Linked DNA regions of Homo sapiens: regions 1 and 2 are each linked to region 3. A link is a contact called in ENCODE Hi-C or POLR2A ChIA-PET data. All regions are on one chromosome and are shown on one strand. Each heading gives the region's core, a stretch centred on a gene start or an enhancer-like site at or near the end of the contact. The rest is flanking DNA. Distances are from core to core; before and after follow the strand shown. Region 1 holds the start of LINC02028 (long intergenic non-protein coding RNA 2028). Region 2 holds the start of HES1 (hes family bHLH transcription factor 1). Region 3 holds the start of LSG1 (large 60S subunit nuclear export GTPase 1).

The links. A loop is a pair of places that touch in the nucleus more often than their neighbours do. ChIA-PET counts read pairs that join two places held with the same protein, here RNA polymerase II (POLR2A). Pooled maps may share reads with other maps.
Region 1: a pooled map shows a loop between it and region 3 (3-fold over the local background). The contact joins the promoter of LINC02028 here to the promoter of LSG1 in region 3. A Hi-C loop is called at or near these places in 1 of 50 pooled maps. POLR2A ChIA-PET finds 5 or more read pairs at or near these places in 2 of 52 experiments (IMR-90 and activated CD4-positive, alpha-beta T cell).
Region 2: a map with no recorded cell type shows a loop between it and region 3 (22-fold over the local background). The contact joins the promoter of HES1 here to the promoter of LSG1 in region 3. A Hi-C loop is called at or near these places in 1 of 168 maps with a recorded cell type or tissue (naive thymus-derived CD4-positive, alpha-beta T cell), 5 of 37 single-sample maps with no recorded cell type and 12 of 50 pooled maps.

What each region holds. Positions count from the first base shown.
Region 1 is chr3:194,069,065-194,072,621 of GRCh38, forward strand. It overlaps LINC02028 (long intergenic non-protein coding RNA 2028), which reads right to left and starts at 1,906. Exons shown (of 3, transcript NR_136179.1): 1 at 1,758-1,906. LOC102724877 reads left to right here and starts at 1,025. Exons shown (of 6, transcript XR_002959666.2): 1 at 1,025-1,211. RefSeq lists a silencer at 1,924-2,103.
Region 2 is chr3:194,134,543-194,138,068 of GRCh38, forward strand. HES1 (hes family bHLH transcription factor 1) reads left to right here and starts at 1,606. Exons shown (of 4, transcript NM_005524.4): 1 at 1,606-1,946; 2 at 2,075-2,170; 3 at 2,419-2,506; 4 at 3,141-3,526. The coding sequence starts at 1,839. RefSeq lists silencers at 34-573, 3,300-3,499 and enhancers at 1,564-2,763, 1,573-1,732.
Region 3 is chr3:194,670,471-194,673,671 of GRCh38, forward strand. LSG1 (large 60S subunit nuclear export GTPase 1) reads right to left here and starts at 1,721. Exons shown (of 14, transcript NM_018385.3): 1 at 1,594-1,721. The coding sequence starts at 1,692. LOC124909474 reads right to left here. Exons shown (of 3, transcript XM_047449428.1): 3 at 3,194-3,201.

The DNA.
Region 1 (3,557 bases), core at 656-3,155, 600 kb before region 3:
TATGCATTGCATGCCTGTATCAAAATACCTTATGTACCCCATAAATATGTACCACCTACTATGTACCCCCAAAAATTAAAAATTAAAATAAATTTAAAATTTTTTTTAAAGGATGTATTCCTCCACTCCCAAACCGCCTTCAGCAACTACTTCCAGGCACATCAAGTAAAAACTCAGCATTCAAAACCCTTCGAACACACCCAGCATTCAGAGTCCTCCATACTCTGGCCATACCCCCAAGCTTCTCTTACCTATTTCCCACGAGCACATGCTTTTTGTACCGGCCATAGCCAGCCCCTTGCTGCTGGCTCACCCTTGCCTCTGAAGCTGTGCCATACTGTTCCCTTCACCAGGCACGCCCTCCATGCTCCTATCTAAGCATTCCCTCCTTGAGTCTCTCTAGACTGAGTCACATCCTTTCCCCACTGCTATGGACTGAACTGTATCCCCCAAAAGCCATAGGTTGAAGCCCTAGCTCCCCGTGTGACTGTATTTGGAGACCTGGCCTTTATAGAAGTAATTAAGGTTAACTGAGATCATAAGGGTGGGGCCCTAATCTGATAGGATTGGTGTCTTCATAAGAACAGACTTGCTCTCTCTCTGTGGTCACATGACGACACAGTGAGCAGACAGCCTTCTGCAAGCCAGGAAGAGCACCCTCACTAACAACCTAATTCGCCATCATCTTGATCTTGGATCTCCCAGCCTCCAGAGCCAGGAGAAAATAAATGACTATTGTTTAAGCCACCAGTCTATGGTATTTTAGCAATCATTCATACACACACACAGCATCTGCTTTGTGCCAGCCACTATACAAGTCACTTTAGACGCAGTATCAGTTGATCTCCATTTTACAGATGAGAAAACCGAAGCTTAGATTAAGCAACTTGCCCAAGGTCACACATCTGGTGAGATTCCTAGCCAGTGGTAAATTGCATAACATTCAGCCAACAAACAGAGCAGCTGCCATAAGCAGAGTTCTCAAATAATCATTTGTGTGGAAATCAAAAAGGAGGGCAACACAGTCTCTGCCCTCAGGAAACTCCGGAAGGGAGGAGAGGACAGGTAGGCCATGAGTTACAGGGGGCCACAAACGTCATAAACAGGCGTTTGTCAAAGGCCGCCGGAGAACCGGGAAGCAATGATTGGGCAAATCTGGGAAGACTTCCACAGAGGAGGTGGCAAGCCGGAACAAGGCACACAAATGCCAGGTGCTCGTAGAGGGCTGGATACAATGGGGGCTTCACTACCAGGCCTGTCAGGTGGGGCACCCCCAGAAAATCAGGCTGAGGTGACGGACTGGGACGTCTCGCAGCATGAGGCTGAGTTTAGGCAAAGCTGTCGGGGTCCCAGGACCCATGATTTCCCCCCACCCCCGTCTGCCCCATTCCCAACTTCTCTATGGGGCAGGAACTCGACGAGGGGCACCATGCTGCAGAGAAAGGGCGCCATGCCTTTGGGGCTGGGGCTCGGCAGAAGGTCCTCTGAGCGTGGATTCCAACAGGAGCTCTGCCGCCACCCAGCAGGGTGACCTTGAATACGTCTGCCCGCATGGCTGGGCTTCAAAGACCTTGCCTGGGTGATGTGTGAGCACATGTGATTCCCGCTCACACCAGGCTCTAGGCTACCGTGCAGGCGGGAGCGCGTGGGGTGGTGCAGATCCCTTGCCTCGCCCCGGTGGGGGAGGCTGTTTCTGATTTGGGGGAGCAGGCAGCGTGGGGCCTCCCGTTCAGAGCTCTCTCACCACTGGGCCTGACCTCAGGGCGCCTGGCTGGGGCCAGGAAGGCGTTCGCGTCAGACAACCCCAGCGGGGAAGCCCCCCTCTCCCGCGGGCCAAACCGCAGCTTCTTGCAGCCACTCGCCCCGGCCGGTTTCGGGAGGAGGGCGGCGCTCCGAAGGCGGCCGCGCGCAACGGGGCCTCGGTCTGTGGACCAGCGTCCCCTGAGAAGCAGAAGGGGTGTGAAGGGCAGGAAAGGGGCCGTGCCGGGCTGTCCCTCCCGCCGCCTGCTCCGCGGGTGGCGCCCGGGGCCGGGTGGCAGCGGGGTGTGGGCGGGGAGACGCGGCGGGCGCGGGGGCGGCCGGGCAGGCGGCGCGCGCTCGGAAGTGCCCCCGGGCGGCCTCCGCGGCAGGCGGCTCCTGTTTCCCGGCTCCCGCCCGGGCGGGCGCGGGGCAGCTGCTGGGAGGTGAGCGGAGCAGCGTTTTCCCACAGTCTGGGGCGGTGACACATGGCGCTCACACATTCCACAGCCGGCGGCCGCGCCAGGCCTGGCTGCGAGTCAAGGCAGCGCCGGGAGCTGCCGACGAGCAGGTTCCGACTTTGGCACCCGCCGCGCCGCCTTCCCGCCTTCCCCACGCCCGGCGGGGGCGGAGGGGGACGCAGAGGGGCCCGCGCCGGCGGCTTAACCCTTGGACGTCTAGACACAACTTTGATCAGCAGTTTATTGAATCTCAGTGTGTGTCTCACCCAGGTGCTGAATAAATGTCGAATGCATGAATGAATTACTGAATGAATGAACGAATGAACGAACAAATGAATGGACGCGCGCACACATGCTGTAGGGAGCCCTTCTTGGCTCGCTCACGTAACGCACCTATGCAACAACTGGCCAATACGCTTTCCAAAGCTCCTGACTCCCACTCCGTACATTCTTTGGTGGTGTTTCTTTGAGACAGAGTCTCTCTGTCGCCCAGGCTGGAGTGCAGTGGCGTGATCACTGCAACCTCTGCCTCCCAGGTTCAAGCGATTCTCGTGCCAGGCTCCCACCACCACGCCCGGCTAATTTTTGTATTTTTAGTAGAGACGGGGTTTCGCCATGTTGGCCAAGCTGGGCTAGAACTCCTGACCCTGTCAGGTGATTCGCCTACCTCAGCCTCCCAAAGTGCTGGGATTACAGGCATGAGTCACCGCGCCCAGCCACTCTGTACATTCTTGAAAGGCCCCTGAAGTAAGGGGGGGATGTTGGCACCCCCAGTTTACAAGGAGGAAAGCGACTAGGAGAAGTAGCTTGCTAGGGGTGGCTTTGCACTTCTAGATTCAGATAGGAACCGCCAAAGAGATGGGGAATGGGGAAGCGGGGACATCCCCGTCATCTCCCCTCCCACCATTGGACATGGTAGGCCGGGCGGGAGTCAAGGCAGTGCTTATGCCTCGACTCCAGCCCAGAGCCTGGTGTGAGTGAGCATCACCTGTGGTCAGAGATCAGCCATTTGCCTCTGAGTCGGTGATGAGGGCGTTTGCCAATCTCTGGCGGGACTCCTTCCCACAACTCTCTGTTTACTGATGAGCAGTGGAAACCTTGATCAAAGACTATTCTGGCAACCATTTGACAGAAACAAAAACAATTTGAAAACTGCTTTAAAAAAAAATAGAACTTCCGATTCTGGGGTGGAGATCTGTTCCTATGAGATGGCACCATTCCTGTATTCTGCTTCCCTTGGGCCTCTGTGTGACTCCTCTGGACCTCCAGCTCCCTTACTGCATCTAACTGCCCAGGGTAGAGACTACACTGAAACAGGGACCCTTCACTCCAAATCCCACAAACCGAGGAACCGGCAAA
Region 2 (3,526 bases), core at 356-2,855, 540 kb before region 3:
CAGGGCCCCGCGGGGAGAGGGCGGGGGCGAGGAGCAAACTTGGAGGCCCCCACCTCGCCCCCGGGCTGTTGCGAATGCGGCTTTCGGCCGAGTGAAAACCCCAAGCCCGAAAGTGAGGGTGGGGAGGCGGGGGTTGGAAGAATTCCCCACTCTCCACCCCGGGTGTGCGCTCCCCGCCGGGAAGAGCTGACCTTGGCCTGGGGAGGCGGGGGTGGGGAGAGAGGGTAAGCGCCGGGGCTCGGCTCCCAGCCCGCCGCCCCCTCGGATTCCTGGCCCGGCGGGGCCGGAGGAGGGGGCCCCGGACACACACACACACACACCCCCCACACGCAGCGCGCGCCAATGAGCCCGGGCCAGGCGCAGGGGGCGGGGTTTTCCCAGGCTCGAGCACAGCAGCTGCTATTTACCTTCTTGGCTTCTCCCGGGGACCAGGAACCGGCCCCCGCTCTCCGCCGCCCGTCGCCGCCCCCCGCCTCCCTGCCCCCGGGGCGCGCGCACACACACTCACTCACACACGCACGCACACACACATCCTCCCGGCCCGGCCGCAGCCGCGGCGGCAATAAAACATCCTGGCACGTGCTCCGGCTCCAGGCGCGCCCACGCCGGCCGGCTGATGTCAAACTGCAGCTCGGCTGGTGTAGCTCTTAAAGGGCCCGCGGGCGCCGGGGGCCGAGGCCGCCCGCGGGGCGAGGAGGGAGAGGCTGCTTCCTTGCCCGCCACCTCAACGCGCCGCAGAACCTAAAGCCTACGGATGAAAAGGGAAAGGGTGGTGAAGGAGGGCGCGAGTCCCTGAGTCATTGCCCTCGGAGCCCCCCTTGTTCATTTTTTCATTTGAAATACCGTTTCCTTCCACCCAGTTGGAAATTATTCTGATTGTTTCCTGGGGAAGCCCGGGGTCTAAGGCCCCAAATCCAAACGAGGAATTTCTGAAAGACGGGGTGGGGGTGGGATTCAAGAACTACCTTGCTCCGAAAAACCTGCATTTGTGAGGTAGAAGGCAATTTTTCCTTTTTCTGCATGGAAACAGGAAAATTTTTTTGGCCCTTTTCCTTTACCATCTACTTTCACCCTCCTGAATGTAAAGTCTGAGCGGGAACTTTAGATGTGTCGGTAACTCACATTCTTACACCCGTCCCCCCCTCCCCCCGCCCCCTTTTAACCACTGCTGTTTTTTTCTTTATTGTTTATACCTTTAAAAAAAATATGTTTCAAATGAACTTACTACAGTCAAAGCAGCTCTGTTACATATGAGAGAGGGCATAAAGAGCAAAGACCCTGGCTCCAAAAGAAATAGACAAGATCAAGACCAAAGCGGAAAGAAAAAAAAAATCTCTAAACCAAAGCCCAGAGGGAGAGTAGCAAAGGGTTAAAATCCTTTTGATTGACGTTGTAGCCTCCGGTGCCCTGGGCTCAGGCGCGCGCCATTGGCCGCCAGACCTTGTGCCTGGCGGCCAATGGGGGGGCGCGGTCCACGAGCGGTGCCGCGTGTCTCCTCCTCCCATTGGCTGAAAGTTACTGTGGGAAAGAAAGTTTGGGAAGTTTCACACGAGCCGTTCGCGTGCAGTCCCAGATATATATAGAGGCCGCCAGGGCCTAGGGATCACACAGGATCCGGAGCTGGTGCTGATAACAGCGGAATCCCCCGTCTACCTCTCTCCTTGGTCCTGGAACAGCGCTACTGATCACCAAGTAGCCACAAAATATAATAAACCCTCAGCACTTGCTCAGTAGTTTTGTGAAAGTCTCAAGTAAAAGAGACACAAACAAAAAATTCTTTTTCGTGAAGAACTCCAAAAATAAAATTCTCTAGAGATAAAAAAAAAAAAAAAAGGAAAATGCCAGCTGATATAATGGAGAAAAATTCCTCGTCCCCGGTGGCTGCTACCCCAGCCAGTGTCAACACGACACCGGATAAACCAAAGACAGCATCTGAGCACAGAAAGGTAAGGGCGGTACCTGTATCTCTTTGCAGCCCCTCAAAATTAAGTAGGGGTTGGGGGGCTTCTTTCTGTCTTGAAACCCCGGGATGGCAGATTCCATGGGAACACAGAACTCTTTTTTTTATTTGCAGTCATCAAAGCCTATTATGGAGAAAAGACGAAGAGCAAGAATAAATGAAAGTCTGAGCCAGCTGAAAACACTGATTTTGGATGCTCTGAAGAAAGATGTAAGTGGGGAAATGCTGCTCGCTCTTTTAATTAAAAAACAAACACTTTCTCAGCTACTAAGAGTGAAACCCCCCGCCCTGCGGGGTCTGGCACTCGCTGGTACTGCGTTCTCCCAGGCGGGAGGGCCCGGCCTTATTCGCTGGGGTCCAGAGATAATGCTTGCGCTCCGTGGCCGGGAGGAGGGACCCCCAGCACTCTGAAGCAGCTGACACGGGGCTCACTTTCCTTTCTTGCCTACTCTATGCAGAGCTCGCGGCATTCCAAGCTGGAGAAGGCGGACATTCTGGAAATGACAGTGAAGCACCTCCGGAACCTGCAGCGGGCGCAGATGACGGGTGAGGGCGGCTCGCCGCGTCCCCCTGTGCGGGCGTCCCGCTCGCCTCGCGGTGATTTCTTCCAGACTTCCGCCCGTGGTTGTGAGAGGCATTCAGCTACATTTTACTGCCTTGGCTCACTCTTGCGTTCCCACGGTCTGGGGCTTATTTATAGCCACAACTCCAAGTTGTTACTGTTCCGGAAAGGGAGGGAAAGAGGTTGCAGCCGCGAGGGTGGCGGGCGCCGGGTAGGGGCGAAAGGACTTAGGACTGTGGCGGTTTGGAACTGCGTGGAGCCTGGGGGTCACTGGTTTAGCACTCCTTCCCGTTGCAGAAGGGGAAATGAGGCTTGGATGATGGATTGGGAGGCATTGTCCAAGGTCACATCGCGCGCGGGGGTGGGGGTGACAGATCTGGGGCTGAGATAGGTTTAAATGCAGCTACAGGGAATCGGGAAGGAGTGGCTCGGCTTTTGGCAGCAACGCTAGTGTGGAGAGGTGGCTGGTTTTTTCTAAACCCATCTCACCCTCCCTGCCGGAGGCAGTTTCACGGGCGCATGGTCAGGGAGGCGCGCCACAGGGACCTCCCAGGGCGGAGGCAGTGGCCACGGGGCCAGGGCCGTTCGGTGACCCGTCTGTCTCTTTCTGGCCCGCAGCTGCGCTGAGCACAGACCCAAGTGTGCTGGGGAAGTACCGAGCCGGCTTCAGCGAGTGCATGAACGAGGTGACCCGCTTCCTGTCCACGTGCGAGGGCGTTAATACCGAGGTGCGCACTCGGCTGCTCGGCCACCTGGCCAACTGCATGACCCAGATCAATGCCATGACCTACCCCGGGCAGCCGCACCCCGCCTTGCAGGCGCCGCCACCGCCCCCACCGGGACCCGGCGGCCCCCAGCACGCGCCGTTCGCGCCGCCGCCGCCACTCGTGCCCATCCCCGGGGGCGCGGCGCCCCCTCCCGGCGGCGCCCCCTGCAAGCTGGGCAGCCAGGCTGGAGAGGCGGCTAAGGTGTTTGGAGGCTTCCAGGTGGTACCGGCTCCCGAT
Region 3 (3,201 bases), core at 471-2,970:
CTGTGCTAGTCAAAATTAGTCAAAACTTTATTTGATATAATCCCACAATAAGAAATACATTTTACATAGTGACCCAAAGGTGTATGTACATATAATGATACAAGCATTCAAGTACCGTTCAGTACAGTAAAATGGCAATAGAAGAATACTGAAACCACACCCTATTACATGCAACATTCTGATATTTCTCTATCTTGCTGGGGAAAAAATAAAAACAAAACAAAACAGCTAGCTGCAGACCACTAAATTGACTTCCAGACACAACCCAGAGTTTGATAACCATCACCCTAAGCTATATACTTAGTATAGATACAAATAAAAAAAAATTGCCAGGCGTGGTGGTTTGTGCCTGTAACCCCAGCTCCTCAAGAGGCTAAGGCAGGAGGATTGCTTGAGGCCAGGAGTTTGTGATCAGCTTGGGCAACACAGCAAGACCCTGTCTCTCCAAAACAAACAAACAAAACCAAACAACCAGGCCTGATGGTGTGCACCTGTAATGCCAGCTACTCAAGAGACTGAGGCAGGGGGATTATTTGTGCCCAGAAGTTTGAGACTGTAGTGAATTGGTGAGTTATGATCACACCACTGGCACTCTAGCCTGGGTGACAGAGTGTGACCCTGTCTCTAAAAATGAATAACTGAATGATGAATGAATTTCCTAAATAAATATTAAGGGCCAAAAGTTTAAGTGGGCATAGAATCAGCAAAAATAAGGAATTAGGATCCAATTCTTTACCATTCATGTTCAATCTTCCCACAGTTTCCTAAAAGGCTTCATTAGTAACAAGTTGCTTCAAAGCTAATAAAAATTACCAGTAATCTAATGTCCAGAGTAACTCTGACCTGATGAATACTGATAAGCACTCCATGCTGTTTACTCTGCAGACTATATGGATGAAAGTCAGCTGGTGTGACAGTGGCACACGCTTACTTAGCTCCAGGGACATATTTAACTAAATTTAGCACACGATCTTAGCACTCAACATGTTCTCATTCATTCCCGGGGGAATGAATGGTGAAAATAACGACTAGAATGATGAACACAAGCCAAATCACTTCATTCATTTTTTTAAAGATCCTTCTATAACCTAGTAAAATATTAGGTCTTGTCACACCTGAAAAATCAATGATTTATCTTTGAGCTAAACCACTAGGGGGTGCTTCGCAAGGATGAGGCAAGGATCTGAATTATTTTATATTTCTGGCAGTAACCAACCGCTTCTGGAGGATCCATTCTTTGAACAAATCAATACAAAAATACGTTTTGTCTTTTTCCTGCTCTGGAAGTTCCAAGCACTTCAGTGGCTTCTAGGGCAAAACCCAAACGTACTCAAGACCTGGCATTGAAGACTCTTCAGATTCTCACTCCACGCCTCATCACCACACTAACTCTTCTTTCAAGCTTCTCCTACCTTTGTGTTCTGGGCCTTGCCAGGAGGAGGGCCTGCTACTCAGCTTGGCAGAAACTCCAACTCATCCTTCAAAACCCGGCTGAGGCGTCCCTCCTGCAAAACTTATCTGACTTTTGACCCCGAATTTTGCAGCACTCAGGCTAGACAGAAAAGATAAGAAAGATGACATGGTCTGTCTTACCCAGGAGTCAGTGTGACGATGGCTTCGGCTCCGCTGAGTCTGATGGCGCATAAGGGCCCGTCCCAGCGACCCACCGGCCGGGGCTCTCCTCCGGCCCATGGCAACACGACCGCTGGACGAAGCTTCCCGGCTCGGCGCGTGCAGTTTCCGGGATTCACAGTTCGATCCCCGGAAGTGACGATAAGCGAGCCCAAGTAGTTCAGGCTCAAACTTGAGAGGGGAAAGCAGAATGACTTGTTCTCAAGTTCTCCTTTTACGTCTCGATTTTACCAGTATTATAGAATATAAGTGAAAAAATGGTTCTGGGAAATTTTCGATAGATTTCCTGGCGAATGTCTCGAGTTTGGATAAATGACTGAGTTAAAAGAATGGTCCATTCTTAATTTGTGCGTCGGTCTTTAGCGTCCGGCGAGAAACTAGAGCACGTCGGAAACATGGCGGTTCCTATTCGCGGCACTAGCTCCGCCTTCCGCTGCTTCCGTCAGGAGGACGCGGAGACTCGGAGGAAGAGTGTTTCGGTGGCGCTGGGACGGGGGCGTTTCCCAGCGCTGGTTTTCTGCTGGCGTCCCGAGGTGTGGTCTCTCCGAGGTCCAGCACAGCAACTAACTTTTTGTTTATCTAGCCGACCCCAGCTGCGAACTGGGGAGAAAAGTCTTCGCCTGGATGTGAATTTGGAATGAGAGGCTGAATAGTATTTCCAGAGCTTGGCAAGGTTGTAGGAAAAGCCAACAGGAAGTGACTTACGCTTTATTTCAAAGAAAAAAAAAATGTTTAAACAGTTCTAATTATATTTTCATTACCCTTTTTAAAAATAATTAAAATGAAAGTGAAAACAGTGAGCCAGCTCCACTCCTAGAGGCCTGGGCTTTTGTTCCTCACTTGAATGTTTGATTTCCCTATAATGGGAATAATAGAAAGTCAGCTTAGAGTGGCTGGTGAACTACATTCTCATTGATCCAGAGAACCATCTCTTTGTTTTGATGCTTGGAGAGAGGAAGCAGCTTGAGCAAGTCGTAGATTGAGTGCGTGCAGTGTCAGGAATAAACCCAAGTCTTGTCACTAGCCTGTACACCCCTGGGGAGAGTGGGGAATGAGGGTTGTTAACATGTATTATTTATTTATTTTTATCTTTTGAGACAGAGTCTCGCTGTCCCCCAGGTGGAGTGCAAAGGCATGATCTCGGCTCACTGCAACCTCTGCTTCCCGGGTTCAAGTGATTCTCCTGCCTTAGCCTCCCGAGTAGCGGGAATTACAGACACGTGCCACCGCACCCAGCTAATTTTTGTATTTTTAGTAGAGACAGGGTTTGACTATTTTGGCCAGGCTGGTCTCGAACTCCTGACCTCAGGTGATCGCCCGCCTCGGCCTCCCAAAGTGCTAGGATTACAGGTATGAGCCACTGCGCCTGGCCAAACATGTATTTTTAAATCATAGGATCGAGGTAATGCATATATTACCTAGCATAGCTTGATTTAGCCATTCCACAATGTACACATATATCAAAACATTATGCGGTACAACGTAAGTAATAAACAATTTTTAGTTGTCAATTAAAACAACAGCCAAAAAGAAATAAATAGGATCAAGAATCTGTTTAACCTAGGGCTT